Regions from separate parts of the Homo sapiens genome. Here region 1 is linked to region 2. The links are chromatin contacts, found by Hi-C in ENCODE. All regions are on one chromosome and are shown on one strand. The core of a region is the stretch at or near the end of the contact, and the rest is flanking DNA. Distances in the headings are between cores, read along the strand shown.

Evidence for each region. A loop is a pair of places that touch in the nucleus more often than their neighbours do. Pooled maps may share reads with other maps.
Region 1: a loop to region 2 is called in a pooled map, with 7 times the contacts of the local background. The contact joins the promoter of PGM2L1 here to the promoter of LAMTOR1 in region 2. A Hi-C loop is called at or near these places in 2 of 168 maps with a recorded cell type or tissue (CD8-positive, alpha-beta T cell and naive thymus-derived CD4-positive, alpha-beta T cell) and 8 of 50 pooled maps.

The regions. Positions count from the first base shown.
Region 1 is chr11:74,397,163-74,399,967 of GRCh38, forward strand. PGM2L1 (phosphoglucomutase 2 like 1) reads right to left here and starts at 1,271. Exons shown (of 14, transcript NM_173582.6): 1 at 889-1,271. The coding sequence starts at 999. It overlaps MIR548AL (microRNA 548al), which reads left to right and starts at 2,075; the gene lies at 2,075-2,171. RefSeq lists enhancers at 1,013-1,634, 1,366-1,735, 1,635-2,255.
Region 2 is chr11:72,101,863-72,104,562 of GRCh38, forward strand. It overlaps LAMTOR1 (late endosomal/lysosomal adaptor, MAPK and MTOR activator 1), which reads right to left and starts at 1,435. Exons shown (of 5, transcript NM_017907.3): 1 at 1,321-1,435. The coding sequence starts at 1,362. The region is part of intron 5 of LRTOMT (leucine rich transmembrane and O-methyltransferase domain containing); the gene reads left to right. It also overlaps the pseudogene LOC124902837. RefSeq lists enhancers at 1,141-1,220, 2,001-2,521 and a silencer at 1,321-1,590.

The sequences.
Region 1 (2,805 bases), core at 21-2,520, 2.3 Mb after region 2:
AATGTGCTGCCTTCTCTACTTCAACAAAGGTATTTTACGCACTTGACAAAGCAAAAGCTTGGATTATCTTCCTCTGTTGGAGCTACCAGGGACCTCTTTTACAAGTAAGATAGCTGCATTTTAATTCTGATTGTCACAAATTCATCCCAAATGCCCGCACGAGGTTTAATTACCACCACAACTTGGAGGTGGGGGCGGAGGGTGGGTGGGGAGGTGTTGGTAGAGAAGTAATGGTTAAGGCAAAAACAATCCTGTATTAAGAGTACCACATGAAACCTGGAAAACACGATTCCTTGAACAGATTAATTCCAGAAAATAGCTGCCAGCAGGAGAAAGAAGAGGTAAGCGCCTTGCCTTTCCCAACAGCAAAAGGTGATACTAGACAATACCAGGGAGTGATAAAAGGCCAGCAACTACCTAGCGACAGAAGGAGGAAACACACCAGACCAGAACTAAAGCGGATAGCGGTTAGAAACGCCCAGTAAGGGTGCCAGAAACCACTTTCAGGTATGTGGAGAAGGAAGTCAAGGGAGAAAAAGGGAAAGGAAATCGTTGTTTAGGGTATAACTTACAATGATGATGATTTTTTTTTTTTTTTTTTTGAAGAAAGAGGGAAGACAGCACTTGAAAGGAAAGAGGGTAAAGAAGAGGAAGGGAGGTTACAATTGAGAGCACTGCAGAAGGAAGCGATGCAGATGTTGCCGCCCGGCTCTGGCAGTCCGAAGGAGCAACCCCACGCATAGGTGGGTGGCAACGCCCTGCTCCGCTGCCCCCCGCTCGGTGTCCCGAGCCATCTCCTCTGCAGCCCGCGGGGCGCTGGGTGGGCACAGGAAAGAGCAGACTGTGTGGGGGAGGCGACGGCGTTTGCCGGGCTGACCAGGTACCCACCTTATCCCAGCGGAGCCACTGCCCGATGGCCGTGTCCAGCTGAGGGTCCCCGGTGTGGTAGGGGGCGTGGAGCAGGTTGGAGTTCAGATCCCCCTCTGTGTTTTCAGCCATGGCGACCAGACAGGCGTACGGGCCGGGGGCCGGCGAAGACACTGAGTTGGGGTGGGGGGTGGCTTGGGGTTCGCTCACCAGGGTCCAGGCGTCCCCACCTCACTGAAGGGCATCGGAGACCAACCGCAGGGTGTTCGTAACAGCTCCTGCCGCGGCGTCAGGGAACCGGGAGAGAGGGGGTTTATGGCCGCCTGCTCCCCAGCGGACCAGGTCCGGGTCTCTGGGCGAAGTGACTGAGGCGGTCGCGCCGCGAGAGAACAACAGTCCCAGATGTCTGGGTCCTGGCTCCGCCGCCGCCGCCGCCGCCCGCCCCGCCTACGGCCCCGCCCCGCGCCTTAGGCCCCGCCCCTTCCCGCCCTTGCTGATTTAAGTCCCCGAAGTTCTAGACTGGAGCCCGGGAGCGCGCTCCCCACGCCTCCGAAGTAGTGGGGGTTTACAGCCCGTCCGGGTGGTGAGGCAATAGTGCACGGTTCTTTTTATTTTTTAATTTGCCAAGGGTCTCCTTTCCTCGATCTGCTCTCACGGCTACCACTAGCAAGCTGCCTTTGCGCTTGCCCTGCAGGTCCCCAGCGCGCGCGCAGGCCCCCAGTTTCTCTTGGGGGCACGCGCCGGTTGGGGGAGGAGGGGCAGTGCGAGCTGTCCGCGCACTGCCTCACGGGAGTTGTAGTTCTTTCCTTTGTCTGAGCTCAGCGGAGACCGCCGCCGAGACTACGACTCCCAGCAGCTCCGCGTTCCCCCTTTCCTCAAAAGAAAAAGATCTACCTCGAGGTAGTTCCCTACAGACACGCCCTATCCCTATTAGTTATGCTGCGCTGTGTGGCCCTGGCATTAAATTAAACAAGGAATGACATAGTAAGGGGACAAAGTGGTATCCGTTTAGTGCTGTGCAGTTTACGAATCGCGTTCTATCGCCTCAATCCCTCAGTAAGGTACAGGGGCGTAGTCCTTTTCCGTTTCACACACAAAGAAGAAACTGACTCCCTGAGACACCTCTCCTAAGAGGCCGAGTTCGTGAGCGGTCAAACTAGGGTTCCAATCTCATTTCAGATCCCCTCAGCTGGCAGTTATTTTATTAGGTCGGTGCAAAAGTAATTGCTGTTTTTGCCATTAAAAATAATGGCATTAAAAGTAATGGCAAAAACGGCAATGACTTTTGTACCAATCTAATATCTCTGCTGCTATAGTAAACTAGGAGGTAGGGAGAACAAGATTACTGGAAAATAGATAAGGAAGTTGTTGAGGGAAGATGGTCGGCATTTAACCTAAATATAAGAATGTATAAGCATCACAAGATACCAAGAGCAATGGTAATGGGAATACGGAGGAAAAGGAAATTGGTTCACCCAAATTGAAATAGTCTTCCGTTACTTCTTAGCCGTCTCTCCTATGGAAAGCTCACCTAAGTTGAGGTCTGGGAAATGCTGAGAAGTGCTGACCTGTCAGCCACCTAGCTACTCCTCCGTTTCTTGGTTTGGCCTTCTTAGAATGGCTATGATTTTGGGCAAGTACATTACAACTCTTTCCCTAGTCAGCTTTTTTGTAAGGAAGGTATGATAATATTTACATCATGGCTGTACAGTAACTTAATAAATGGCATTAGGCTGCTTTGAGGTTCACAGATAAAAGACATATTAAGTTCAAAGTATTACTTTATTTCCTTTAAAGTGCCATTTACCATAATAAAATTCAAACTACCAAGGTACAAAAGGATTGTGGTACCAGTTTCTGAAAAACGTGCCATAGTTGGGAGTTGCAGTTTTTGCTAACGATTGTTTCTTTTGTGGAGTCAGCAGGACTCTTGTTCTT
Region 2 (2,700 bases), core at 185-2,684:
TCCTTCTTGACTCATTCCCTGCAAGAGTCCATATTATGCTTTAAGGGACAATTTCCCACTAGGCTACAGCTCTCCCAGTAGGCAGGGTTATTGTTGTCTCTTTCTCAAAAAGGTGGAAGTGAAGTGAGAGGTATTAGGCACAACACATGCCTAACACAGGGCAAAGGAAATATGTGTTCATTGGGTGTATGGAGAATTGAGAACCAGAAGCCACCCTTGCTTCCCATACAAACGACATTTTCCTAGGCTTAAGCCCTTAATCCAAAATACGTTCACTGAAGAACGAACTACTTCCCAAGTACCAGTGATATAATCTATTTTTGTGACCATCTTCCCCATTAGACCGTGAGCTACCTGAAACCTTTCTACTCTCTCAGGTCTACTATATGTTCAAATGTAGAATCCGGGCTTAGAGACGATCAAAAAAGGAGAGTAGACAGCAACTTGAGACTTCATCCTTGAATGTCAGGCCAGGCAGGGCAGGGATTAGAGTGTGGGGAGAAGTGAGAATGCACTAAGAGGAAGAGGGAGAATTTAAAACTGTACAGGTCTCCCCAGCCTAACCCTTTCTCCAAAGGTATCAGATCTACAGCCAAATTCTCAGAATAGGCATGTCTCCAGCTAAAGGAACCCTCAGGCCCCAGGCAGACTGCACTGAGGCAAGCCAAACTCAGAACCAAATGAACTTCCCGCTCCATTTCTCTTTTCCCACAATCTAGCCAAAGCTAAATCCTCTTTGTTGCTTCCCAGACAATTTCCCACATGTCCCGATGTCCTCACTGTATCGATTAAATCCTTCATTGGCCAATTCAAAGGCCACCAACTTCCAGAGTCGTCCCCTGGCCCTAGACTAGCAGCGACCTTCCTTCTGCAACCCCAGGGACTAAGACGATACACGAATTCCTGATTCATCTCAGGACAGACTAACTCAGGGCCTCAGCTTACCCACCCCTAAAATGGATTCGCAAAGCCCACTAATACACAGAAGACACAGGAAGCTGGGGAAGGGAGTGTTTCCCGGGGACCTAGACTGAGGATCCTTGAATCTGAAAAGTTTTGAAGGTAGGAGCAAACGGAAGTGGTGGGAGCGAGCCGGACAGGCGGCTGCCTGCACACCCCGAGGCGGGGACTGTGTAGAAATCTGGGGCTTTAACAGGGGTAGGAGCCCGGCTTGGCGTCTCCTCTGTAATCTGTCCCCTCCAGGCCTCCGTATTCAGTGAGCCCTGCAGTCCGGCTGCCCGTCCTCCGCAGGTTTCTTTCTGGGCCCCATGCCCCAGTGTCTTAGCCCTCATTCCCGAGCCCCGCCTGCCGCGGCCGCACCTGGTCCGAGTCCTCGTTCTCGCTGCTGTAGCAGCACCCCATGGCCGGGGTCGGGCCGGGCGCTCAGGCCGCGCCGAGGAGGGACGGCGTCCGTGAGGAGCCCTTCCGGTCACATGACCCGCGGCGGCCTCCCGCAGGCAACCACCCGCCCCCACCCCCCGTACCCCCTGTCCCGGAGCCGCTTGGCCGCCTCAGTCAATACCCCGGCTTCCGGTCCCGCCCGCTAGCGCGTGATCGTTGTCAACCAATGGGAAGGCGTAACCGTACACGCAAGCACGTGATGCGGGGAAAGGGCGGGGCGGATCACATGACTTCATCTTTCCAGTCTCTAAACTGGCAGTAGTGGCCATCGTGAATTGTGTTATGCGTTCTCGTGGCCACTAGGCCACTTTTCTGGGCCATTGAGCGAACTCGTACCAAATGCCCTCGTATGCCCTTGTGATATACTCTTCTAAATGCCATGCGAGGGGCGACTGGGATCCAGGCCTGATGCTCCAGATCGTACGGTCTGGGTGCACACACACAGATGATCCAGATGACCAGTACCTAGTCGGGGAACACAGAGGGTGTATCGCCCAGCTGGGCTGGGGGTGAATACACAGAGGGTGTATTCTCCACCTGGGCTGGGGATCTGCGACTTACAGGAAGAAGGGACCTTATACTACCTTCACATGCTGACGCGCAGCGGAGATAAATCCTGGTAGAGGAGATAGAAGCCACCTCACTGACCTCTCTGCTTTCAGGCTTTTATCTTTAATTCTGCCTTTTTTAACAGCACCCATTGTAATCGAACGCACAAAGCTGACCATCAGTTCTCTTTTCCTAACCCCCGCTCCATGTCTTCCCTTGGGCCCTGAACACAGGTCCAAGTCCGTCCAAGATTGTATAGTGATCCATTTGTTGTTCATGAGCGTGTGATTGGGTGTTCACCAGCATGTATCAAATGTGCCACCCTCAAATCTTGTTTTGGCACATTACCCGTCTGACATAACAAGAGCCTGACACCTCTCCCACTGCATGTTCTGGGGTGAGGGGTGGAGGGGTCAGCAATGTGTTTCACTGGACATAGAGAAATAATGTAGTTTCCTGATTGATCTACTGGACTTTGTACATGCAGCCTGGTCTGCCTACTGTCTTTACTGTCTTCGAGACTCAGTACAATGTCCTCCTGATTACCTTCTCTGACTCCATTCTCTGGACATGCCCAGCTCCCTATGCTTAATCCTCATCCAGTGTTAATTCATGCATTTATTGAATCAACAAATATTTGCTGAGCGTCTACTATGTGCCACACATTGTTATATCTGGATATGCAGCAGTTCACAAAACAGCCAAAGTCCCTGTAGTCATGGAACATCCAATAGTGATCACACTATATTG